Regions from separate parts of the Homo sapiens genome. Here regions 2, 3, 4, 5, 6 and 7 are each linked to region 1. A link is a contact called in ENCODE Hi-C or POLR2A ChIA-PET data. All regions are on one chromosome and are shown on one strand. Each heading gives the region's core, a stretch centred on a gene start or an enhancer-like site at or near the end of the contact. The rest is flanking DNA. Distances are from core to core; before and after follow the strand shown. Region 1 overlaps LOC101929129 (a long non-coding RNA gene). Region 2 has its middle 6.6 kb from the start of LINC02896. Region 3 has its middle 18 kb from the start of LINC02205. Region 4 has its middle 70 kb from the start of LINC02205. Region 5 has its middle 15 kb from the start of DRAIC. Region 6 has its middle 190 kb from the start of LINC02205. Region 7 overlaps PCAT29 (prostate cancer associated transcript 29).

Region 1 (3,445 bases), core at 703-3,202:
GCTCCAGAGTACAGTAGAATTCCCAGGTCCCCAACTCCTCAGAAAAGAGAATATTTTAGAGAGCATCTCCTAGGAGCCAGAACCTTACATAAATTCTCCTTTAACACTCACAACATCCCTTTTTGACAGTGTTTGTTGTCTCTGTTTTATGGAGAAAGGAGCTGAGGTTGGGGAGATTAAGTATCTTGGTCAAAGTCACAGAGATGGCAAGTTGCATGGCAAGATTTCAAACTCAAGCATTTGGACCTCAAAGTCAGAGCTCTTTCCACTATACCTCATCATGTCAGAGCTGCAGAGCATCTAGACTTGGGTATGGGGCACAGAGCTTTGATTCTAGCTCTGCCCCCACTTCTGTAGCACCTCGAGACACTCCCTTGTTCTCTCTAAGCTTCTGTTGTCTCATATGCAATAGGAACATTACATGCACCTAATCCAGGCTCAATCAAGGTGAATGCAAACATGTTGCTCCCCGAGCTGTAGAGAGGAAAGACAACTGGTATTTTGGGAGGGTGATTTTGACAGCATCTTTCAAAATTTTGGATGTGTGTGTTCTTTTATCTGGCAGTTCTACTTCCAGGAATTCATGTTAAAGAAACATATTCACATGTGAGTAAGAATGCATGTAAAAAGATGTTTATTTCAGCATTGTTTATAATAGCAAAAAAAATGGAAATAATATAAAGGCCCAAAGAAATTATGCATATCCATGATACAAAATGCTATTTATCATTGAAAAGGATCTACTGATGCAAAAATGTCCAAGATATATTACTTCAAAATAATAAAGTAGATTTATATATGATGGCACAGGAAGATCACAGGAAAGTATTTTAAGTGAAAAAAATAAATTTTAAGATGATCAATAAACCTACATATGCTTATTTATGTTTATACGTAGAGAAAAAATCATTTGGAAGGAAACACATCAAACTATTCACAATGGCTTCCTCTAGCAGCAATAAGAAGATGATGACTTCATTTTTTGTTTGTTTATATTTACTTTCTACATTTCTATATTGTTGAAAATGTTCACAAGTATGTATTCCATTTGTAATGCAAAGAAAGAGCAGAATTCTAGTGCTGTAAGAAACTTTGAAGATCACCACGGCCCAGAGAGAGAAGCCAATTTCTCGCTGTCATGCGGCCGGCCATTGGCTATCAGGCTGAAACCCTCTTGATGCCCAGTCCAGGCCGGCTTCAGCATCAGGGCAAGCTCTTTGGAAATCACAGAAGCCACAGAAGGCTGAGGAATTGATGATCTAACACAAAGGAAACTGCACCAGTCAGAGAGCAGAGATCAGCATGTGGGCCTGGCTCGGCCACCTACCTGCTGGGCTGGGCTTGAAGCAGGGGAGAGGCCTTTTCCAGCCCTTGTAGTACCCAAAGGAATGCCACCCTGAGGTCTCAGGTCAGGCCTCTGCTTAGCACGTGACCATCATGCTCCCCAGCAAGTCCCCCTCATTCCCCTCTGGCCCTGCCTTTACTATCCTCCCTGAGTGCCATGGACACAGCAGATGCACAATACAGGCAGCCTTGAATTCTACCAGGGAGGCTAGGAATGGCTGGGTGGCCTGTGGTCATGACCTGCCAGCAACTGGGTTGGAAGAGAGGACTTCTGAGCCCTGCAACTGACGCCATAGGGGCATGACTTTGCATTATCTGGAGCCAGTTTTTCCCTCCAGAAAATGGGCATAAGGGTGACCCATTCAAGCCATCATAAATAATGTACCACTTATAAAGCCAACCTCTCTAACTGTCCTGGGCTCATGTGACATTTTATCAAGAGCCCATCATGTCCTCAGTGTGTGTGGGTCCCAGAGGGGCAATCTCACTCCCCTCCCCTTCCAGTCACCCCTTACTGTCTCCTCCTAGAGCTGTGACCACCTGGGAAAACAGGACATGAATGCATGAAGCCACGGTGAGTCAGCAGATGGCGTGTCGTTCTGTCTGAGCATGGCAGGAGGTCAGAGAAGGGAAAGCCCCGAAGATGCCATTATGCAGAGCCCTGGCCTCCACCTCCCAGCAAGAGCTGGACCCAGCCTGCAAGCATGGCCAGCATGATTTCTGACGAAGCTCCCAACAGATGTGGCTTTCCAGATTCAGGTCTTTGCATTAGGGAAGAGGTGGGGAGGTATGTGAAGCAGTAAACAGAGATGCCGAAAGTTCTAAGTGCATAAAGTAAATATAAAGTAAATGTATATTTGGGAGAAAAGGTGAAATAGCTCTCTGAGTTTTCCTCTGATATGAAGCCTTTGCTTGAATCTTTAGACATGGTCTTTGTGTTTCACGTCCCGTGTTCTCAGAAGGACTTGGTGCTGTGTTTCTGTTGACATTCTTGCCCTGCCCCCACGATAGGGAGCTGGACAACCCATGTGACCTTGTTACACCAAGTAGGGTCTGTGGACCAGCAGCATCGGCATCTCCTGGGACCTTGTCAGAAACAGAGAATCTCAGACCCCACCCAGACCTACTGAATTTGAATTTGCATTTTTGCAAGGTCTCCAGGTGTTTCCGGCGCACAGTCATACTTGAGAAGCCGCCTGGCTCCAGGACGCAGGTTTCCCCTGGGGGTGTGCACTCATGCAATGGCAGGCATGTACCCTGACTTTAGGTGGTACAAGAGTGAACATTTACTATTTTCATGGGTTTTAACTTCAATGTCCCTTTATAGCAAATGGTGCATCATGTACAGAAATGGTAAGTTGACATAAATGGTGTATTTTAAAAGTGAGTCAATTCAAAGAAAACATTCCCTGACTAATAGTCTGGGGTGCTGAGAAATGACACCTTCAAAGGTGGGACAAGAATGGCTATTTCCAGAAGTGATGATCCAGTTTAGGCCCCTCAAGGAGGTAGGAATGAAGGGGCTGCTGCAGAGAGATGGGGGCTTGTCCAAGGCCAACAGTGGGAGTGTGGTGACGGAAGCGGACTGGAACTCAGCCCTGTCCAGGTCAGCAGCGCCCCTTCCTCCCTCTGCCCTGGTTGCACAGCTCGGCCTGAGGCTGGCTCTGCAGCCAGGGTGACGTCAGGAACTGGGACATCTGCAGGTGATACCATGCATATGCACAGAGTGCATGGCTGTTACTACAAACAAAGAGAATGTGTAGTCAGTGGAGCCCAAGGCTGAGCCATTTGGAGATGAACTGTCTCCCCTCCACCCAGGAACAACAGGGCACCCAACTCTTCATTCATGAATAAACATTGTAAGCTGCTCTGTGCAGGCTGAGAAGCCTAATGTTTTCTAGGTTTTCTAGATATGTTGGTGAGGTTTTGCAAACAGGAAATCTGAAGTTAGAAAGGAATTGGTCATTTACCTTCCCAGCCATCTCATGGACTTTGCTCAAATCTCTCAGATGGAGTCATTCACACACACACATACACACACACAAGCAACTTCACGATATGTTTAGGTTTTCTCTAAAGTTTTCTCAGCTGTGTTTGTACT
Region 2 (3,445 bases), core at 631-3,130, 510 kb before region 1:
TCCTCACGTTGCCATGAAGGGCTTTTGAGGATGCTCCAGCTCCCACATGGCCAATCCCGACTCCCCTCCCAGGGCCCCTGTTGGGCCCTGCGGCAGGTGCCAGTGGAGTCACCTTCCAGCCCGGCGGGGCCCATTAGCTCCTTGCTCTGTTGACTCTCAGGTAAAACCTTTCTTGTGTTTACTCAGCAAAGATTCTTTTAAGACGGGCTAAGCACACGGTTTACTCTGCTAACAAGCCTTGGCATTTATTGTGAGGACCTGTGTTGACTTATTCTCGAGTCTCCATTGACACTCACTGAGAAACGTTAACGCAAACACAAGGAGACATCCTGGGAGCTCTGAGGCCCGACATTGTGCTGGGGAAGGAGCTCCAGAAAGGGCCATCCTTTCTGTTTTGGTTAGAATCACCTTGAGAGTTAAAAATAACAATAATATAGGCACCATAAGAGATTCTAATGATCTCCTTTTACTTTTTAGGTTCAGTATCTGAACACTTTTGCTAAAGGTCTCTGGAAAGCTCCCTGTGTTAATTCTCGATGAGACTACGTCTGTGCCGGCCGCTTCCTGAGCCTCCTTCCATGTGCATAGGCCTGCTGCATGCTGGAGACCTGCGGCACAGCTGCCAAGTGCCCCGTGTGGTTCTGTGATCTTGGGACAGTCACTTCCTCTCTGTGGTTGTCAGTCTTCTCATCCCTAAGGTAAGGGGACGCTGTCTCCACGCTCATCTCCTCAGCTAGACTGGGGCCTCAGGCCTGAGCCCAGGGCCTAAGAGCCCTAAAAAATGTTTGCTGAATAAATGAATGAATAAGCCACATTAGCCACTCTCTCCGGTCTTGCTCCGACATCTTGTGCCTGAATCCTCCCCCAGTGCAGGCTCTGCTTTGAGTCGTACGTAGTCTGATGAGATCTGCTAATGGGGTCACTGCAGACAACCACAGAGCCCCAGCGTCTGACTCATACGCTGCGGCTGCCAAGTGGTTTCACCTGCCTCTGCCTCTCTCATTACCTCCTCTCATTCAAGCTGATGCTTGTAAAGGAAACAGCTTTCAGGTGAGGGGCCTGTGTATTTGGTTTGTCTTTGTTGCCTGGAAACTGTTGACATCCTGAGACATTCTGTTGCCTTCACTGGGTAATGAAAAATTGATTACTTTTCTCTCTGTCAACAAACTATAGCCCGTTCCCCTTGGCTGGGAATGGGTGAGAAGTGTGTGCGTCTTGCTCCGTGGCTGTTTGCTTGCTTTCAACAAGTTGGGTTTGCTTGACTTAGAGGTGGGGGTGGGGCCCAGAGCAGAGGGACAGGATAAGTGGCTGTGGGGGAGGCTCTTGGGGAGAGGACTCTCCTCACTTCCCTTGAGCGCTCCCTCAGTTCCAGCAAATGCCTTCACCCAGCTGACCCGTGGCATCTCTCCCCTCTGCAGTGTTCTCTCTGCTCAGCCTGCCCAGAAGCCTCCTTGAGTCTCTCCAGCCCTGGGGACAGCCTGAGATACACAGCTAATACCATTTCCTCTGTGTTCTGCTCTGTGTGGTGTCTCCTCTGGACTGTGCACTGGGCTGGCATCCCCTACCTGAGGGGATGGGCAATAGATATACCCAGAGGAGCTCAGCATGCTAGATTTAGAAGGGACCTCAGAGAGCATCCAGCCCTCTTGGTTTTACATTTGTGGAAGAGAAAGCTCATAGGGCAGGTGACGTGGCTGTGGCCACATAGCTAAGTGGTAACAGAGTATGCCTTCTTGACTCCCAGTCCAGTAGGATGAAGGTCGTCAGTTTGGTACTCACTGTCCTTGGTGGAATATGAAAGTCATGGGATGGCCCTCACCCCAGGAACATATCAAACACTCAGCAAAAGGGGTCAGAGACTGGGCAAGAGTGGACAGAGGCCTGGGGTCTTTCCGTGGGGAGCATGGTGACTTGGCCACTCAGCAGGGATGGAGGTGGCGGAGCTCACGTGAGAGAAGCTTTCAAAAGGTGGTGTTGAGAGAACAGTGAAGAATGGGCTTTGCGAGGGTGGCCTGATGTGTAGGCTTGGCTAAGTCCTCTCCTTTCCTGACTCCATGTTTGGTGCCTGCATGCCTTGCTCCCCAGAGCGGGGACAGCGTGTGGGCCCCACAGCCATGGGAGAGCAGAACTGCCCAGGGTAGGAGGTCACAGCCTCAGGCTGCCTGGTCCCACTCCAGCAGCCTTCTTGGCCCCAGGTAAGATCTGTAGATGACCCCGTAGGCTCAGCCTTGCCCCCAGCCTTGGGGGAGCCCATGCTTGCAACAGGATAGATAAGGGCTCTCTGAGATTCCCTGAGCTATCACTCCTGGCTGGCCCTACTTTAGACCTGCCTTGCTCCAGGAAAGGATCTTACACTTTGTTCCAGGGCCCCAGGCCTGCCTAGACATCTCTGAGTCAGCTTCAGGGGATCATAACTTTAAGCCTCTTGTTCTTCACTGATTGCTGTACTCAGGCATTTCTTGAGTTCCTTAGTCCCTGGGTTTCGGGCTGGCTTAGGAGCAGCCAGTTGGAGGGCTCTGGAAGTGTTTTGCTTGCTTTGCATCAATGGTGGACTGGGGCTGGGGCTGGGGCTGGGGCTGGGGCTGGGAAGGGTGCTTTATCACTGATGTCATTAAGAATTGCCAGCGCATGGTCAGGATGAGAAGCAGACTAGCTTCTTTTTTTCTTCTTGAGACAGTCTTGCTCTGTCACCCAGGCTGGAGTGTAGTGGCGCGATCTCAGCTCACTGCAACCTCCGCCTCCCAGATTCAAGCAATTCTCCTGCCTCAGCCTCCCAAGTAGCTGGGATTACAGGTGCCCGCCACCACGCCCGGGTAATTTTTGTATTTTTAGTAGAGATGGGGGTTTCACCATGTTGACCAGGCCGGTCTCGAACTCTTGACCTCAGGTGATCCACCCACCTCGGCCTTCCAAAGTGCTGGGATTATAGGCGTAAGCCACTGTGCCCGGCCCAGACTGGCTTCTACTCAGTTTTATCACTATTGTTACTTTCTCTACAGACTCATTGCCTGACCCTGGGGGATGGACCCTTCTGCCCCTCACCCCCACCCCAGGTATACCACCGGCAGGTATAGAGGTTTTTACATACTTATTTCTTTTTAAAATAAACCTTATTTTTTAGAACAGTTTTAGGTTTACAGCAAAATTGAGCAGAAGGTACAGAGATTTCCCATATATCACCTACCCCTACAACATGCACAGCCTCCCCCACCATCAAAAACCTGCAGGGAGTTGTCCATTTGTCACAGTCCATTAACCTGCATTGATACATCATCATCTCCCAAAGTCCATAGTTTACATGAGAGTTTGCTCTTGGTGCTGTGTATTCTGTGGATTTGGAAAATGTAGAATGACGTGCATCCATCATTGAGGCATCACACAGAGCAGTCTCACTCCCCTAAAAGTCCCCTGCACTCCACCTGTTCATCCCTCCCTCCCCCAACCC
Region 3 (3,445 bases), core at 472-2,971, 510 kb after region 1:
GTTACAATATTATATTGTATATTTTAGAGTAGCTAGAAGAGAGGATTGTGAATGTTCTCACCACTAAGAAATGATAATGTACGCGGTGATAGATGTACCAAATACCCTGACTTGATCATTACAGAATGTATACATGTATAAAAACATCACACTGTACCCCATGAATATGTACAATTATTGTGTCAATTTAAAAATTAAAAATAAATAAGTAAATAAAGGCATGGACAATTAACAAGAAGACACAGCCAACTCACTCCCACCTTGCCCAGCTGGAAAGTGTTGAAAGATCCTGAGATTCTGATGCCATGAGCTCAGCTGCACAGGAGGGCATGGGAGAGAGAGGCGGAAGCAAAGTGTCCGGCAACTTCCCTTTGGGCCTCATCTTCTCCACTGAAAAATGGGTAGATCTGCCTCTGGGAAGGGTCATACAACTCCAAGCAGCTGGAGTCTACCTCCCTGCAGATAGTTCCTACCCAGGGGCAGCTATGAGCCTGGCCTGTGAAGTGGAGAGAGGGAAGAAATTCTTCTTGAGGTTGGACATTCTCAGCCCATGGCCACCATGTGTCAGCTGAAGGGAAGCAAGCCAGGGAGTTCAAATAGAGAAACAGGAAGAAAGCAAACCAACCCATCTCCCTGGTTTCCCCCACGCCGCTGCAATGCACTAGAGGATGAACCAGCTCGTTCTCTTCACTTCTTTTTCTCTTGGTGGTAGCGGTAGGGCCAGAGGGTGAGTAAGCCAGAAGGTTCCCCAGTGTGGTCTCGGTTAAGGTTACTGGATACTTGCTTCAGTCCCATGGGTGATGAGTTCAGTGTCAACTCACACCTACCCCACCCCACCCCTGGAGGCCCTCTCCTGGGTTTTTCTTTCCTCTCCCAAGTTCAAGTCAAAACATGGTCAACCCCCCACACTTCCCTCACCCCTGGCCCGGCCCAACCAGCCCCTAACCAGAGCACAGGGCGCAGTCCATAACCACATCTTGCAACATGATTCACTGCGTCTGTGGAGGGACTGATGCAATTGTGGGTGAGGAGTCATTTCTACTGATGGGGAAACCACAGCAACCTGGCCAGGGGTGGGAGGGCAATCCATGGGGACCTACCCTGAGACAGGCCGCGATCAAGAACCCTCAGCGTCCCCAGAGCAACCCAGCCACACCATGACTGAGGCCAGAGAGCAGAGGCCCAGGACATGCTGTCCTCCTGCGGAGAGGCAGTAGGCTGGGGGCCGGGAGGAAGGCAGGGGTCTTGGCAAGAGAGGGACTGTTCAAAGACAGCAACTCTTCCAGGAACCCCCAGAGTGATCCATCTTTCTCTGTGAGCAACATGGACGTGTGAGGTTCTTGGAGGAGGCCAGGAAACCACAAGCAGGAAAATCGCTTTCTCTGGGTGCTGGGTCCGTGCCTGGACCAAAGATTGAAGCCACATTGCTGCTCACTGCACTACATGGGAAGCACACACACATGCCTGGAGAGCATGTACTCCCACCGCCAGAGCAGGTGCCCAGGAGACACACAGAACTGAATCTGAAATTGCAGGGGCCCAGCAGCCTACATGCTGTGGCCTGGATCAGCTGGGCACACCTGCCTTGGGTGCCTGATCTACTGTTCATTTCCAATGCCCAGCTCAGCCACCTGCCCAGTGGACCCTGCGCTTATCCCTCTGGCTATGTGAGCTCAAGCCAGCAATTTCCCCTCTCTGGACTGCCCTCTCTCTCTTCCGAACCCTAGTGCTCACTTCTGCAACTTAGCAAGGGATTATATGATGCCCCGTGACAACACTTGCTCTTTCCCTGTGTTTCTATCTTATTTCTCCATTTTCATCATAAGCTATTCTAGACAGGGCTGGGCTAGCCTCGAGAAGTTATCCCTGCCCCACCTCTACTCACTGATCTTGACGCATCTCTGCAGAGGAGGTATTTTTACCCTATTCCACTGAAGAAGAAACTTAGGCCCAGGAGGTAATAGAGCCAACAAGGACACTAGTAAGGGGCAGACTTGGAGCTAAGACTCAAATGCGCTTCAAAACCCCTGCCCAGCATTCTCTCCAAACCCCAGCCACCTAACCCAATTCCTTCATGGAGTCTCCTGGTGAAGGGCCAAAGAGATGAGGATCTCTCCAGAAGGTACCAAGCAAGATGTAAATATGAGAGAGAATAACGTCTGACCTCCCAGATCTGCAGGTCACAGACCTACAGCTCCAAGATCCACATTTTTTAAAATGTGCCACCCCCCATCCTCACCGTCCCTTTGGCTCACAGTCTGGAGGCTCCCTGGAGCACCATAAAAGACAGAACTTAGCCATCCGTGTGCAAGCCTGACCCCTGGTGACCAGAACCTTGAACTGCATGGCCAACCAGGCAGGCCCAAGAAATTAAGAGATCTGGCACTCACTCACTTGCCCAGCAAACTTCTGACCAGCACGGAGCTTATGGATTAGGCCACATCTACCTACCCTTCAGCCCAGGTGACTCTGGAACCACAGGCAATGGAGCCTTATTAACCTAACCCCTCACATGGCTAGCACATATGTCCATGATGAGCATAACTCATGCATCATGAATCCCACAGCCACCTGGGAGGCAGATGAAGTCCTAGCCCCCATCTAGAGAGAAACAAACTGAGGCCAGAGCAGTGAAAGCAATGCTCTGAGACGTCACAGAATCAGTGACAGATGCTACGCTCAAACCTACAATTTTCTGACTTAAAATACCATCCCTTCCAATTTTCCTAACATCCCCACCCTCTGGTCACTAAGGGGCAAGAAAGAGATGAGGGAACATGGTTCCCAGGACACCCCACTTAAAACAAGCGGATTTTTCCAAAAAAAATAAATTTACTTAAAATAGATATACTTATTTAAAATAAAATACATGGAAGATAGCTTTCCCCCTTCTCTCAATCAATAGCCCAGAAGCACAAGATCCTTGACCTGAGAGATTTCAGGTCCAGAGGGGATGGACTAGACTAGGGCTGCCAGGTTAGCAAACGACCATACAGGATGCTCAGCCACATGTGAATTGCAGGTGAGTAACACCTACACCACTTGGGATATACTTATACTTAAGTGTGGTTTACCTTGAAGTTCAAGTTTAACTAGGATCCTCTATTTTATCAGCCAACCCTAGACCAGATGCCACTGGGGAATGGGAGAGAGGGGCAGCCAGGCCAGAGGGGTGCAGGAAGAGCCTGAAGCCCTGCCGCGCGGGGAGAGAGGTGGGAGATGAAGCAAGAGACCTACATGGGAAGGTGGGAGTCACGGAGGCCTTGAGTGGGATGAGTGTTTTCTTGAGGATTATTCTGACAAACATGTGAGGAATAAGCTGAGGGGGGAAGTGGGGACGTGGGGGGTTCAGCTGGTTAGGGAGGGATGCCAGGGTGCCTATGGGATGGCGGTTTGTGCATGGTTGCCTGGCGGAGGTTGGGGGAAGGAGTGGATTCTGGATCCA
Region 4 (3,445 bases), core at 331-2,830, 460 kb after region 1:
GCCTACCCAGGAATCAGAGGGCAAGCTCTGTTTTTAAGGCTTAGGGATTCTTTTTATTCTTTCTAGTTCTCTCTTATCGCCCACCCACCCCTGCCGACCAGCGTCCTCCCCACGGCATCCTCCTTCGCCTTTTTGATCATAAATCAATGTCCTTTTCCTCTGCTGCCCTGGAAGATGCAAGCTTAGATGACAACTCAGCTGTTCCCCTTCCGCCCCCAGGGCCAAGGCAAAGAGAAGCCAGGAAGATGAGCCAGTGAGGGAAGGTAGAGGGTTTCCAGAGCAAAGAGGCAGCTTTAGTCAACCCGTGGAAGGGACTTGCAGACCCGGACGATCCTTAGAAGGCTGATCAGGAAGCGACATTGACCAGGGGTGCCTGGCATTCTTCCCTGCCCTGGGATCAGCGTGGCCTCAGGAGTGCACCCAACAATGCCATCAGGCTGCCAGGACCCTCTACTGCCAGCTGGGTGACCTTAGGAAAGTCAGCTGGCCTCTCTGAGCCTGCTTCCCTGGGTGGACAATGGGGAAAACCCCTCCTTCTTGGGGTTGTTTGAAGATCAAATGGAATTCTTGAGCACAATCTCTTCCATTGTAATGGCTTCCTGGCTTGCTCCTACTTCCTCCCTGCTCCATTAAAGCTTAATCTGATAAATCAATTAAGGATAAAATACTATTGGCTGACCTCTGGTTAGTTGCCAGAGTTCAAGGACAACAATTTATTCCTCTGTGCATCTTCCTACCCCCAACCACCCCCCCGCTCCACCCGCGCGCGCGCGCGCGCACACACACACACACACACACACACACACACACACACACAGTGAATTGTCTAATGGCCTCTTCTTCCAGATAGGAGACACTCTTTGTGCCTCCATAAATGTAGCCTGGCACCAGTAAGTCCTGTATAAGTACTTAGTAGATAAAGGAATGAAAGCCTGGCCAGAGGGAAAATCCAAACCTCCTGCTAGGAGGAAAGCCAAAGGTCAAAGTTGGGTAAATAGGGGAAAGGAACCAGCCCCAGTAGCCAAGGTAGGTGAAACAGAAAGAAAAATCAGTAGAGAAGAGACAGGTTGGGAAGAGGAGTACAAGGTAGGTCAGGAGAGTTGTCCAGGTCATGCAATGAACAAGGTCTTCTGGGCTTTGAAAGACACATGACTGTAGCTCTGTGGCTTAAGGCTGGACTTCATGGTTTCTAGGACCAGACTGCTCTGGAGACCATGGAAATTGCACTGCCCAGCTGCGTGCTGGGGAGTCCTGGTGAAAAGACTGTTTCATTCCACTGAGAAGCCAAGGAAGCAAAGACGCGAAAGGGAGAAATAGGGAGGTTTCTGAGCAAGAGTGGCAAGAGGAAAGTGCTATTTCAGGGAACAAATGATTAGTGATGTTACACAGAACAGGTCAGAGGAGGAAAGAATGCAATTGGGGAAACTAGTGAGGATGCGGCCCAGGGAAGACTCAATGAAGACTGAGGCCAGGGTGACGAGGGTGGGAAAGGACACAAAAGAAGTAAACAAGAAAGGAAATCAAGACACAGACTCCCTCTCTGTGCTCCTCAGCCTGCTTCTCACCTTCCCTGCACCTGTCTCAGCCAAAGCCAGCCCTCAGGGCCCTCCCAGCCCCATGCCCCCGGGGCCAGGCCCAGTTACATCAGGTAAATAAAAAGGAAGTATGTGGTTTCTTCTTTCATTTCTCTCTCCTGACTTCCTCTGACTGCCAAAATTTGTCTGTCCCATCTGCAAAAATGTGACATTTTATATTCAAAGCAGTGCATGTCTAGTTATTTACTAGATGTGCAGCTAAGACATAATTACATTTAAAGTATTTTCCCCCAGGAATAGTCTTCCTTTAAGCAACAGTGCTCATTGTTTGAAGATCCTACATTTGGCGAAAAGAGTTCATAATTGCCTTGTAAACAGGTCTTGCAGACAGACACAGCAACAGCTACTTCTAAAACCTCCTGGAAGATTCTGGGGCTGAGAAAGTTGTGTATCTGTGTGTCTGCACATGTGTGGGTCCATGTGTCTGTGCATGTCCATTTGTGTGGGTGTGTTCTAGGTATGTGTGTGTGTGAGAGAGAGAGAGCACGTGTTTATGGAACACACGTCTGTGTCTTGTGTGTTGTGGAGGGGCAGAGCATGAAGAAGGAAACTAGTGTCTATTGAGAGCCTACCATGTTGCAAGTGCTTTGGGCATGGCCTTATTTAATCTTCAAATATTCTTGTCTCAGTTTAACAGCTGAAGAAACTGAAACTTAGAGAAGTAAAAGAACTTGCCCCAAATTAATCTGCCCATAAGTTTCAGAGATAGAACTCTGCTTCTCATAGTCTGTCTAGTTTGTGCTAAAAAGACTGAAGAAATAAAAGTACCATGTTGTGTTTTCACTCAGTGGCATACTTCATATTTTCTCAGATTCATTCATATATAATCATGTATATATCATTTTCTGAGTCCCTCCTGTCCTAGGCATTGTGGTAGAAACCTTACATATGCAATCTAATGCAATGCTTACCACCTCTCTGGAAGCGGGTTTATTATTGCCATTTCAGAGATTTAAAAAAATGAGGCATCAAGGGATTAGGTAACTCCCCCTCACAGAGCTGTAATGCAAAGGCAGCTTTGTTCAACTCCAAAGCCCACGCTCTTGCCCTTACATCCCACAGACTGGCTTCATTATTACTCAGTTTTGAGTCTTGAGAATTTAGAGTCTAGGTAGGCAGGAAAAGCATACATGTGACAACCAGAGTTATCACATGGTGGTCTGTATGTGAAGGCCAGCAGCTACCTTACATCACCAAAACTCAGATTATCTCCATCTTCCTGCTCTGCTACCCTCAGTCTGTCGGCTGCCTCAGACTAGTTTTCCTCATGGTTACAAGACAGTTGCCAGAGTTCCAAGCATTGCAAACAGCCTTGACTATACCCAGTGAAAGAAGGTAGACTAGTTAATTCTTATTTCTCTGTCTTTTTTCCTCTTTTTAAATCTTCATTTATTTTATTTTATTTCTACTATATCCTTCTAACTTTTTGTCTGTGTGTATACATAGAGGAAGTTTGGGAAGATGTTTACCTGTTGAAAAGGCATCTTTGTGTACTTTGATGCATGGTTTGATTTGTTTTTGTAATGAACATACAGAATTTTTTAGAAAAAATAGTATCTTTTAAAAAATGATGTCAGTATTCAAAAGAAATGAAACTAATCTCACAGTGTCATTCACCTGCTTAAGGTGCATCATTGGCTTCCCCACCACAGACCGGATGAAGGACAAACTCTATGGCAGTTTATAAGCCCTTCTGTCATGTGGCCTCTGTGTTCCTGCCGGAGGACTTTGGTCCTCAAACATGCAGATGTTTCTGTGCTTCCCGCCTTGGTTCCGGCGCTCTCTCCTGCTGGAGAACCTCCCTCCACTGCTCCGTCAGTGGAAACCCTGTGCCTTCCTCAAGGACCAAA
Region 5 (3,445 bases), core at 244-2,743, 400 kb before region 1:
ATTATTGTTCCCCCTGTATGGATGAGGAAACTGAGACTCAGAGGAGTAAAGAAAGCAATGAGCAGTCTGAGGTTGGGGAAGGCCAAACCTCACTTCCTCCTCCCAAATCATGTGTCTTCAGAGTACATTCAAGGGCAACTCCACGCTCTGTGTTTCAGAGAAAACAATCCTTCATGGCTGTGCCCACGCTCTCCTCCCACACCACCAGATGTGCAGGCAGCGTGGGGTCTCTCCAGCATCCCCTGTTCAGACGGCCCGTTCGGAAACTGGACATAACTGTGACTTGTGTGCCTGGCTCTGAATAATCAGTTAGGCCAGTGAAATGGGAGTCTCTCTGTGTGTCTGGAATTTGAACTGAGACCCTAAGTTGGGACCACTCAGAAGTCTGGGAGACTCAAGAGTGAGGTGGCCATTACAGAGCCACACACAGCACAAGGTATTAAGTCAGGAGAAACTGAGGCAGCCAGACAGACGGGGAAGGGAGCAGGGCACAGAAAAAACCAATGAGGAGAGATACCCAGGGGAGAGGCCAGAGCTGCCTGATCAAGGACGATGCCCACCTCCAGGACAGGGACTCTTAAAGTCTGCCCAGGGATGGCAGGGCTGCCATGGAGCAGTATCCCCTGAGATATGGCTCTCATTTTTCTGCTTTCCTACTGGTGTGTTTTTTTGCCACTCTCTAGCCCTGGCTGTACCACTGAGGACTGAATTTTAACAGGCAGCAGGAAACTGGGATTCTTAGGTTGCAGGTCACTGGATCAAGAGGCACCACATCTACGTGTGAAGCAGGGATTACTGCCCCTCACTGCTGATATGGGATGCCAACATACCGCCCTGAGACCCTGCACCTGAGGACGATGCTGCCCCTGGGGCGGATCTAGGGCTGCGTTCCCTGGGGAGGGATGAGGTACTTTGCTTGCAGGAGGGAGAATGAGCCGGAAGCCATCAGTAGTCAGGAATGTGCCCTTTCAGTGTCCCTAGCTCCTGACTTCTGGGCACCTGGTGGGATTGCACTTTCTGCCTCTTTTGCTTGGGTGGGGCTGTGTGATAGATCCCACCAGTGAGCTGTGAGTGGAAGTTTTTCACTGTCTGTGTGAGGCCCTCAGTCTCTTGCTCTCAGTCACTGTAGCCAGCATCATTCCAGATGGTGGTGGCTACTGCCTCAACCTGGATCTTAGAAAATGGACACAGAGCTTGTCCAGCTAAATAAACCTGCCTGATTTGGAGCCATTTCGTGTTGGGGATTGTTTGCTACTACACCACACCCTGGGTGATCTGGCGGGTGCATTGCCTTAGCCAGGGCTTCAGCATCACACATTTCCTGGATCCTTCTGGGAAGTAGATGGAGGGCTGCTAAAAGCTGGGGCAACCCTAGGGGCTGGAGACATTCCCTGGGTCCCCCTGCCAGCCACAGTGCCAACCCTCAGGCTGTGGCACGGGAGTGCTGAACAGCAGAGGGCACCAGAGGCCTGTTTCTGCCTTCCCCATCCTGGTGCCATCATGGGGGTTGGTGGCATCAGTATTGCTGGTATTGTAGGAGGGTAGCATTTGGACCTACAGCAGAGAGAGATCTCGCTCCTCTTCTGTCACTGTGGTTGTGGGCAAGTGTTTGGAAGATGCAGACTCACCCTTCAGTAGGCTTCAGACAATATCTAGGGACCAGGGTCGGGGCACCCACCACAACTTCCTCTGGCCCTTTCTCTCTTGGGCTGGCCCCACCTTCAGTTGTCATCTGTCAGGCCCAGGGGTGGGGAGGAAAGCCAGGAGCCAGGATACAGCAGAACAGGCACAGGCAGCCTGACTCAGCACACAGCAGTGTTTTCAGGCCATCCCCTGTGGCTTTTCCTCTTCCATGCCTCAGATCCCACCACTATACTTTTGCCCATTTAGCACCCTACTTTCAATTCTGAAAATGCAGCTCTTGTTTTTTTGGGGAAAGGGAAAGGATGGAGGTTGGAGAGGGTGGGACTAACAGCAGATGTTTTCAGGATTTGAGAGCTTCGTCAGTACAAAGAGCTTTGTGCTAGGAGCCTGGAAGCCAGGTGATCTGCAGTAGGTCTTTTTCTTCCTTGGGCCTCAGTTTCCTCCTCTGCAAAAGTGGGTTTTGGGACAGCCAAGCTCTGAGCCCCTTCCAGAGTTTGTAACCTAAGATTCAGGTTTTGCTGGTCAGGAAGAGAGAGACAGCCTGGCCCTGGGGTAGGGATAGGAAGGAGGAGGAAGGTGCTACCTGTAAGGTAAAGGAGACAGGTGGGGGAAGCTTGGGTCACTGGGAGTCCTTAGCTGGACCATGACACTTTGCCAGGAGTGGCTGGATTCCCTGCACCTGCTGCTTTACTGTTGGCCTGTGTTTCAGTATTTACATTTCTCTGGATCATATAAGACCAAGGTCAGGTTAAGTCCATTACTCCTAACCCTAGTTGGCCCAAAGTCAAACAGAAGAGGTTGCCTGTGCACCTGCATCTCTGCCCTTCCTGCCTTCTCTAGGTGCTCTTAGCTCTGCATTTCTGCTCCTTCCTGCGGGGGCAGGAGGTTGGGCCTGACTCTGAAGCCCTAGTAGGGCCTGTCTTCCAGAAAGACAAGCACGTAGACACTGCAGGCAGCCACCTTGGGGTGGGGAAGGGAACACCCGCCTGGCATCTGGCTGTTCGCTGGGTGGGGATGCCTCTTTCTGCTGCCTTTGTTACCCTTTTCCCTCACCACTGCCAGCACTCAGGCTCCATAGTTAAAAGGCGGCACCAGGTTCTTCCCAGCAAGAACCTCAGGAGCTCTGGAGGCACCTTCTGGGTGGGGTTTGGTTGGATAAGCAAAGCATCTCCTTCAATCCTTCAGCCTCCATTCTGCTCAGTCCCTGGAAGGTCGGGTGGTAGCATGGGAGGAGGCCACCTCCTAAGCTTCCCCCGCCCTCCCCAGTGCCCCTGTTCCTCTGAGCTCTGGAGGTCACCAGGGCGCTGCGGAGCTCATTGCAAGCTGCCCTGGCTTGTTATCGGTCTTGAGAGACTCGTCTCTCTCTAGCTGCCTGTAAACCTCTGGGACCTGATGGATGGGTTTTGTTGTTTTCCTTCCCCCTGACTTGTTGGTGCTGTCACCTCCAGTCCCTGGTGGATGGACATCTTTTTATTCCAGCAAACCCACTACCTGTACTACCCATTCACTTAGTCATTCACTGAGGCTCACCATTGGCCATAAGATCACCAGGGCCTAGACACACAGAGGGGTGTGAGCACAGAACACAGTCCTTGCAGGGCTCTGGGTTTTGTAGGTGTGAGATGTGCCCGAGGCCTGCCAATTCACGGTGGCAAGTGCCCTGATGATGGCTGCACTGGCTCGTATGGGAACATTGCGGGAGGTGCATGGGGCCGCTTCTCAGAGGAGGCGATGTTTGAGCTGAATTGGAGGAAAAACAGTAAGGGTTCCCTAGATGGGGGTGGAGGGCTGGGAGAGAACT
Region 6 (3,445 bases), core at 695-3,194, 340 kb after region 1:
TACTGACTGCACTTTGCCTCGGCAACGGGCAGAGTTCTGCTCATCTCAGCTTCCTATCACCCCCGTAAGACTGTTTGGGTCAAAAGAGAAAATAACAGTGGGAGCTTTTGGAAAGCTACAGAAACAGGGTGGTGGATACAGTGGACTTTGGAATCAGAGAAACCCAGAGTTCAAATTCCAGTTCTGCTATTTCTTGTGGACACAGGCAAGTTACTATAATCTCTGTGGGCCTCCGTTTACTCCTCTATAAAATGGGAATCACAAAAAATATGCTTCGTAAGGTTGAAAAGATTAGAGATGGTTTGTTTAGAGGCTCTGGCACAATGCCTGGCACACAGAAGGCACTCAATCAGGGGTAACTGCTCTTCTTTACCATCTTCACCATCATCATCATCAAACTCTTCCCTAGAAAGGAATCCTGGGAGTCCTGTGGGGTAAAATGGGAAGGTTCTGGTACCAAGGACATCAAAGAGGGACTGGCTATGCTCATTGTGTCCTGAAGCTGAGTGTGCTTGGCCAGATGGCTGGAGCGGGGCCTGGAGTGGACACGGAGTTTTGGAAGCTCCCTAACCAATGGTTGCCTGGTTAGCACAGTACCAGAGAGTTGCCAGATTACCTGGAGAAACTTAAATGTTTGTTTTTTTTGTTATTTAAATTAATTTATATGAAAATTACTTCTAGAATTTTCCTTTTCACATTTCCCTATCATCTTGTCCTCAGCCTTTTCATAACGACTTGTAGTCATGCCCAGGAACCAGCTGGTTGCACTGTGCTGTGATATAACATGCCCGTGGTGCCCTGGGCAGTGCAGAGATCCAGACAGCTATAGGTGGCTACCAGCAGATCCACCACAGCTCTGGCCTTCCAGTTCAGACACTGAAGTCCCCTGTAAAAATGGAAACGTGAGTGGGAAGCACATAAAGTCATCATGGTCCATGCCTTCCTGAACCAACGAGAGAGAATTGATTTCTTGGATTGATAACAGGTATTTGGCTAGGCCCCAAAGTAGGGGTGGCCTCAGTTTGGGAAGCAACAAGAGGGAGGAGAATAGGACTGGGCCTTGGGGCTGCATGTGGTACAGACAGGAAGGGATTCAGACCTTCGCGGTGAGTTCAGTAGTTTAGAAGAGGCCACAGTTAGGGTGGCTGAGGGGTGAACTCTTGTTGTCATCAGTGAAAACACTCTGAGATCCAGGGACAACATACGAGCGTCTGTAGTGGGTATGTTCAGAAAAGGCTTAAAAACTGATTGAGGATCAAGAGCCCCTGCTTCCCACAAGATAAAATCCCCACTGCTCAGCCTGGCATACAAGATCCCTCTTGATCTATCTAGTGGCCTATATCTCTATCTTTATTTTTATCTGTAAAATAGCTTTTTTAAGCCCGTGATCTGAAGATATGGAAAGCATATGCATTAAATTTGCAGATGACTCAAAGCTGGAGGGGATGAGAGAATTAAGGTTCAAGATGATCTCGACAGTCAAGAATGCTGGGTCAAAAGCAACCAGATGAAATGTAGCATCAATAAATCTAATGTCTTGAATGTAGTTTCCAAAAATCAGTTGCACAAGAACAGGATGAGAGCAACCTGGCTGGACTGCAATTCACATAAAAAAAGATCAGGAGGTTTTAGTCTGCCTCAAGTTCAACGTGAGCCAGCTGAGTGATGTGGCGGGCTGGGGAGGGAAAAGAAACTTACAAAACACTCAAGCGAAAGCTTATGTTGCATTAACCCTTGGTGATGAGGGGAGAGAAAGAGATGATACTCTTTGTCATGGAGTGCGATACCCAGAAGGGATACTAACTTTAAGAACTGATCCTTACTGAGAACTCAACATGCACCAGGAAGTACATCAGTTCATAAAATCTTCACAACATCTCTACGAGGTTACAGGCCAGGAGAGCAGGGTGCAGAGGGTGGATTTGCTTGCTTGTCCTAGCTCACACAGCTAGTGGGTGGTGGATCCGTGCTCTTGACCACCCCACTCTGTTGCCTTTCTGTTAGACAACACCTTGTCTACTTTCTCTTCCCCATTTCACAGATGAGGAGACAGGACCGGAACTGTGAGGACAATCTGTCTATAGTTAGGCAGTGAGCTGACTGCAGACTCAGGCTCTCCTGGGACCCTCTTCAGTCCTCCTTCCCTCTGCCATGCTGGTTGGTTGCCATCCTGTTAGAGGGTTGAATACTTACGCTTAAAGATCTAAAGACTTCATTAAATTTCATGTGGCACTTACTCCACAATGTATCCCACCTTACCCTGCCTTATCACACATAGTATAATGCAGAAGATTTAGTTATTCCTCTGTCCTGCGGAGTCCCACTCAAGGACGACAATTACCATGGCTCATTGAACTCCAGTGAGATATTCACAGTACAGAGGACATTGAGACCCTCACGGTACGACCCTCTACTATGTGTCTCCGTTTATGTTTCTAGGTGTTTTTAAAAATGGTTTTCCAGTTAAACTGCTCATGGCCACCTCTCAGTCTTTGACTTCTTTCTAATTTGTCATAATTAACTAGGCTTTCAAATTAAACAGAACATTAATTGTGTATCTGCTATGTGCCAGGCACATTGCCAGGTCTTCCAAATATATTATCTCAGTTAAAATTATAACAACCTCGTGAGGTGGGTTACTGTTATCCTGATATCACAAAGAGAAAATTGACTGAATAGGGTGACCAACATGTGCTAATTTGCCCAGAATGGAGTGATCTCCTAGGACATGGGATTTGCGGTTTTAAAACCAGGACAGACCAGGGCAATTTGGGATTGGTTAGTCACCTTAGACACTAACTTTCCTGAGGTCACACAGCTAGAAAGTGGCTGAGCCAGGATTTAAAATCAGTTCTCCTGATACTAAATAAAATCTTGGCAGAAATGAATGTAAAGGAAGAGTAAATAATAGACTCCGGGTGACTTTCTGGCCTCTGCTCAGCGTCCTTAAAGACTTGTTTTGCTTACTTCCTTATTTTCAGTTCTATGTCAGAAAACCAGGTTCCTCCATATGTGAAACAAAGAGGAGAGTATCTACTTCCTGGGGCAGTTCTGAGCCCTGAGTGTTTAGAAAGAACTTGGCTAGCATTGCAGGGGTTCAAGAAGACTTCATTCCTTCCCTCTTCTCTGGCTTACATGGCCTGGATAGCTAAGCTGAGTTTTAGAGATGAGGAATTAATGGCACAGGGCTCAGATCTTAGAAAGCAATTCAACTGTAGTGCTGTGATGAATTTGGGGGTATCGTATGTTAAGACAGACATTGACCAACTAGGATGTGTTGGACATGGCAAGGAAAGGTGACCCCAGTGATGAGGGACCAATGAATGAAGGCCCCCAAGAAAAGAACAAAGGAACTGAGGAAGAACAGACAACGGAAGGCAGACAGGGAGGCTGAGTTCTAGCCTTTAACGTGCTGTCGTGGGAAAGAAGATACCCAAGCTGTGAG
Region 7 (3,445 bases), core at 568-3,067, 310 kb before region 1:
GAGGCCCAGGGAGGCTGGGGCTCTTCCCTAGGGTCACCCAACTTTGCACAGCAGAGTCCAGTTCCAAATGTGGGGCTAGCTGGCTCCAGTGCTGAGCAACTTCCTCTGTGCTGTGTGGGAGGTTCGTCTTGCTCATGTAGCTCACGTAGAACACACACACACACACACACACACACACGTGCACACACAGGCACAAATGACTAAATGCTTTTAAGGAGCTGTAGGAGAGTATGGGCAGGGATGCAAGGCCAGAAGTGAGGAGGGTTAGACGTGGCAGGGAGGGCTGGGTAAATCCAGGAGGGCATTTTGGAGGAGGTCAATAAGTCCTGGAGATGATTGGAAACCGCGTGGAAGCATATAGCCAGGAACTCTCTAACCGCGCCTCGGTAGACTGGTTGCACTGAATCACCAGGTTGGGTGGGGTTTAGGGGTATGCTTTAAAATTAGACTCCCAGGCCTCATCTCTAACATATAGAATCAGAATCTCTGGGGATGCAGTCCAAGAATCTGTTTTGTTTTGCTTTGATATGCAACTAGTCGTGGGAGCCACAAACTCTTCCCACTTCCCCATTTTACGTGCTGGGGAAGTATGTAAAGGAAGTAGAGAGAGGCCTAGGGACTTGCTCAGGGTCTCACAACAACCAATTCCAAAGCCAGGGCTGGCACCCAGGCCCCTTGGTTCCCAGCTCGGTGCTCATCCGACTGCTCATTCACCCTCGGGCTTCTCAGTGGGCAGGGTGGAAACACAGCTTCCTTAGATGATGGTCTCAGCCTCCTCCTCCCCCCGCCCCAGCCACCCTGCAGCCGGTTCTCAAGATGGCAAGTGGGGGGTGGATGAAGGTGGTGGCAAAGCGAGAAAGCGCCTGGAATAACACGACATTTTGAAATGTGAATCACTGGCACTTTCTGTTTTCTCCTGTTCCCCCTCTGCACCCTCCCATTCCCGCCCCCCCCCCCCCCCCGCCGACCAGGCACTCTCTGAGCTGTAGGAACGCTAGGCCTGGACATCCACCCAGCGTGTGGAACCAGCTGGGGAAGCCACCTGCGTGCAAGAGTGGGTGGAGTCTGAGATGAGAGCAGAGACTGGGGCTCTGGGCCTACTGCTGTCCCTTCTTGCTGTGTGACTTTGGGCAAGGCACTGTACCTCTCTGGACCTCAGCACTGGGATGCTCACCATAAGGCTTGTCAATACCCTTGGGCTGCCACATGGTGGGGGTGGGGGCCCTGCAGGACCTAGTCTATCCTGAATCCCTCTTCTGCCCTCCTGTCCTGACATTCCATCGCTCGTGTTCCGGTCTTTTGAACCCTGAGTAACAGGAGCCCAGGACGGTGCTGGTGGGAGGGTGCTGGGAAAGGGGGAAGCTGGGGAGGGGGCAGTTAGGGCTGCCAAGTGGAACAGGGGCCACTCAGCCGCTGAATGAGTGTCTGGACTCCCACCCCCAGACACTTCCTCCACATTCCCTCAACTCAGGAGCTAATGATTCAAAAACAGAGGTCAGCTCCTGGCTCCATGTTGACATGCAGGTACAGGGCAGAGCAAGCCAATGGTACCCTGGACCTCAGGGGGCTTGTGCCCTCTGTGGTGTGAAAGGTCACTGGGCATTTCTTAAGTGCCTCCAGCGCCAGGGCTTCTCCTCAGGCACCAAGGAGTGAGTTGGCTCTGTGTGTGTTTGTGTCCCCATCCCCAGATCAGGCCTGACTCACCCCGTGTCCCCACAGTCCAACACAGTGCTGGGTGCACAGCAGGGGCCCCAGGGACATCCCTGCATGGAATTTGTGCTGCCTGGCCAGGACCTCGTCAGCCTCAGCAGGCAGGAGCCTTGGTCCCAAGAGGATTGCCTTTGGGCAAGGCTTTTTTTCAGGCCCTCAGTGACCACATTTCTAAAATTGTGGTAGTGGCCAGTTTCATAGGCTGAGGAGCTCTTTCTGCTCTCCCTCGCCACAGGGTCCCTCTGCCTCAGCAGGAGAGCAGGCCAGAGTGCAGAGTCTGAGTGTGAGGCAGATGTGCATACGCAGGAACTCAGACAGGGCTGGCACATGGCAGCTGCTCAGTTATCGTCTATGAGGGGAAGAAAGGAGGAGGAGGGAAGAGGCAGAAAGAGGGTGAGGCTGGTGTGTGCAGCCCCATCAGCTGGCTCTGTGCTCATCTGATCCCTCTTGATCCCCCAGCTGGCTCCTGCCCACCCTCCTCTACTTCCTCCTGTGGCCTTTTCCCCTCCTCCTGAGAAGAAGGTGATATTGGAGGAAATGGTGGGGAGGGCACTGGAGAAAGCTCCCTAGGAAGTGGAGCTCTGTTCTAGAGACTAGGGAAATTAGGCCGTAAGTCTCCAGACCTCCCCTTCTGAGGAGCCCTCCATATAGCAGGAGGTGCTCAAAGCTGAGTGTCCCAATCCTGAACTTGGCAAACAACCTAACCCTAACACCCCACTGACGGTGTCCCAGGTGTAGACCCCTGTCTGGCTAGGAGGGACAGTGTTTAGTTTGCCACTGAGTGAGGGTGGTGGTGTGGGGTGGGGCTGTAAGAGAGAAATGCACCCCAGGAAGTGGGAAGCCAAGAGTGGGGAGAGTTCCATGCCCAGGAGCCCAGGGCCCACTTGTGGCTGCTCACGCTCACCATGTTTTGTCACCTGCCACTGGCTCCTAACCACTGATCAAAAATAGTCCTCTGCTTGCCCTTACATGTGACCGGCCTGTGGTCAGAGCACCCTACCCAGGCTGGGGTTGGGCTGCACGAGCATCCTGGCCAGCCCTGCCCCAAATGAGACAGGAAGTGCTCTGAAGTGCCTCTGTAGCTGATGGGGGCCGGGGTGGGGGGACCCTGCCAGCAGCTATCTGGGAGAGTTTGGCTTATGTTTCATAGTGTTTTCAAGGTCAGTTTCTTCCTCCTTGTTACCTGTGCCTCTTGTTTCTCTTAAAGGCCATCTGGAAAGAGGATATGGCCCAGAAGCATTTCTGTTCTCTCTCTGGACCTGAACATGGTTCCCCAAGGGTGTATTGTCTTGGCTGGCATGGTGGGTGGAGAGGGTATGGGGACAGGGTGGGCCCTAGCTTAGAATCCAAGCCACAGGGGCTTTAAACCCAAGAGAAAAAAACGTGGAGAGCTACAACCAGGCATTTTACCAATGAGGAAGCAACTTCTAGGGAGGTGAAGTGACTCACCTAGTGACTTCAAAATAAAAAATTCCCATTTCACAGATGAGGAGACAAAATCATAGAGACAAAACGTGACCTGCCTAGGGTAACACCATAGTGGCAGAACTCTGACTGGACCCAAATCTCTGGGTTCCTCGCTTCCTTCCATCCTGCTGGACAGCTCTGTGTGTGTGATCTGTTGGTAAATTAGTTATGCTTATCTCCATTTACAAATGAGGAAACTGAATCTCAGAACAATGGCGTACTTGGCAAATAATGACACCTTCAGCTCTGCTTGAGATCAGACGCAGCA

The links. Hi-C counts contacts between places; a loop is a spot of excess contacts on that map. ChIA-PET counts read pairs that join two places held with the same protein, here RNA polymerase II (POLR2A). Pooled maps may share reads with other maps.
Region 2: a map of Calu3 shows a loop between it and region 1 (4-fold over the local background). The contact joins two enhancer-like sites. A Hi-C loop is called at or near these places in 2 of 168 maps with a recorded cell type or tissue (Calu3 and IMR-90) and 7 of 50 pooled maps.
Region 3: a loop to region 1 is called in a map of GM12878, with 8 times the contacts of the local background. The contact joins two enhancer-like sites. A Hi-C loop is called at or near these places in 1 of 168 maps with a recorded cell type or tissue (GM12878), 27 of 37 single-sample maps with no recorded cell type and 9 of 50 pooled maps.
Region 4: a loop to region 1 is called in a map with no recorded cell type, with 17 times the contacts of the local background. The contact joins two enhancer-like sites. A Hi-C loop is called at or near these places in 3 of 37 single-sample maps with no recorded cell type and 4 of 50 pooled maps.
Region 5: a map of GM12878 shows a loop between it and region 1 (2.6-fold over the local background). The contact joins two enhancer-like sites. A Hi-C loop is called at or near these places in 1 of 168 maps with a recorded cell type or tissue (GM12878), 4 of 37 single-sample maps with no recorded cell type and 10 of 50 pooled maps.
Region 6: a map with no recorded cell type shows a loop between it and region 1 (11-fold over the local background). The contact joins two enhancer-like sites. A Hi-C loop is called at or near these places in 10 of 37 single-sample maps with no recorded cell type and 4 of 50 pooled maps. POLR2A ChIA-PET finds 5 or more read pairs at or near these places in 1 of 52 experiments (activated naive CD4-positive, alpha-beta T cell).
Region 7: a loop to region 1 is called in a map with no recorded cell type, with 11 times the contacts of the local background. The contact joins two enhancer-like sites. A Hi-C loop is called at or near these places in 1 of 168 maps with a recorded cell type or tissue (heart right ventricle), 21 of 37 single-sample maps with no recorded cell type and 6 of 50 pooled maps. POLR2A ChIA-PET finds 5 or more read pairs at or near these places in 2 of 52 experiments (OCI-LY7 and activated B cell).

What each region holds. Positions count from the first base shown.
Region 1 is chr15:69,977,504-69,980,948 of GRCh38, forward strand. All of the region lies in intron 2 of LOC101929129 (a long non-coding RNA gene), which reads right to left. Among named protein-coding and RNA genes, the nearest start is that of MIR629, 100 kb to the right of the region's middle. RefSeq lists enhancers at 1,862-1,921, 2,752-2,811. Within about 2 kb of position 1,953, at least 3 of the 41 ENCODE cell types and tissues checked have a DNase peak (open chromatin) inside an H3K27ac peak, as active enhancers do.
Region 2 is chr15:69,467,696-69,471,140 of GRCh38, forward strand. No RefSeq gene overlaps it. Among named protein-coding and RNA genes, the nearest start is that of LINC02896, 6.6 kb to the left of the region's middle. RefSeq lists an enhancer at 648-847. Within about 2 kb of position 1,881, at least 14 of the 41 ENCODE cell types and tissues checked have a DNase peak (open chromatin) inside an H3K27ac peak, as active enhancers do.
Region 3 is chr15:70,485,895-70,489,339 of GRCh38, forward strand. No RefSeq gene overlaps it. Among named protein-coding and RNA genes, the nearest start is that of LINC02205, 18 kb to the right of the region's middle. RefSeq lists an enhancer at 843-902. Within about 2 kb of position 1,722, at least 8 of the 41 ENCODE cell types and tissues checked have a DNase peak (open chromatin) inside an H3K27ac peak, as active enhancers do.
Region 4 is chr15:70,433,956-70,437,400 of GRCh38, forward strand. No RefSeq gene overlaps it. Among named protein-coding and RNA genes, the nearest start is that of LINC02205, 70 kb to the right of the region's middle. RefSeq lists a silencer at 1,504-1,707 and an enhancer at 2,518-2,567. Within about 2 kb of position 1,581, at least 4 of the 41 ENCODE cell types and tissues checked have a DNase peak (open chromatin) inside an H3K27ac peak, as active enhancers do.
Region 5 is chr15:69,574,698-69,578,142 of GRCh38, forward strand. No RefSeq gene overlaps it. Among named protein-coding and RNA genes, the nearest start is that of DRAIC, 15 kb to the left of the region's middle. Within about 2 kb of position 1,494, at least 2 of the 41 ENCODE cell types and tissues checked have a DNase peak (open chromatin) inside an H3K27ac peak, as active enhancers do.
Region 6 is chr15:70,317,672-70,321,116 of GRCh38, forward strand. No RefSeq gene overlaps it. Among named protein-coding and RNA genes, the nearest start is that of LINC02205, 190 kb to the right of the region's middle. Within about 2 kb of position 1,945, at least 10 of the 41 ENCODE cell types and tissues checked have a DNase peak (open chromatin) inside an H3K27ac peak, as active enhancers do.
Region 7 is chr15:69,666,499-69,669,943 of GRCh38, forward strand. All of the region lies in intron 1 of PCAT29 (prostate cancer associated transcript 29), which reads left to right. Among named protein-coding and RNA genes, the nearest start is that of PCAT29, 76 kb to the left of the region's middle. RefSeq lists enhancers at 1-408, 2,487-2,566. Within about 2 kb of position 1,818, at least 9 of the 41 ENCODE cell types and tissues checked have a DNase peak (open chromatin) inside an H3K27ac peak, as active enhancers do.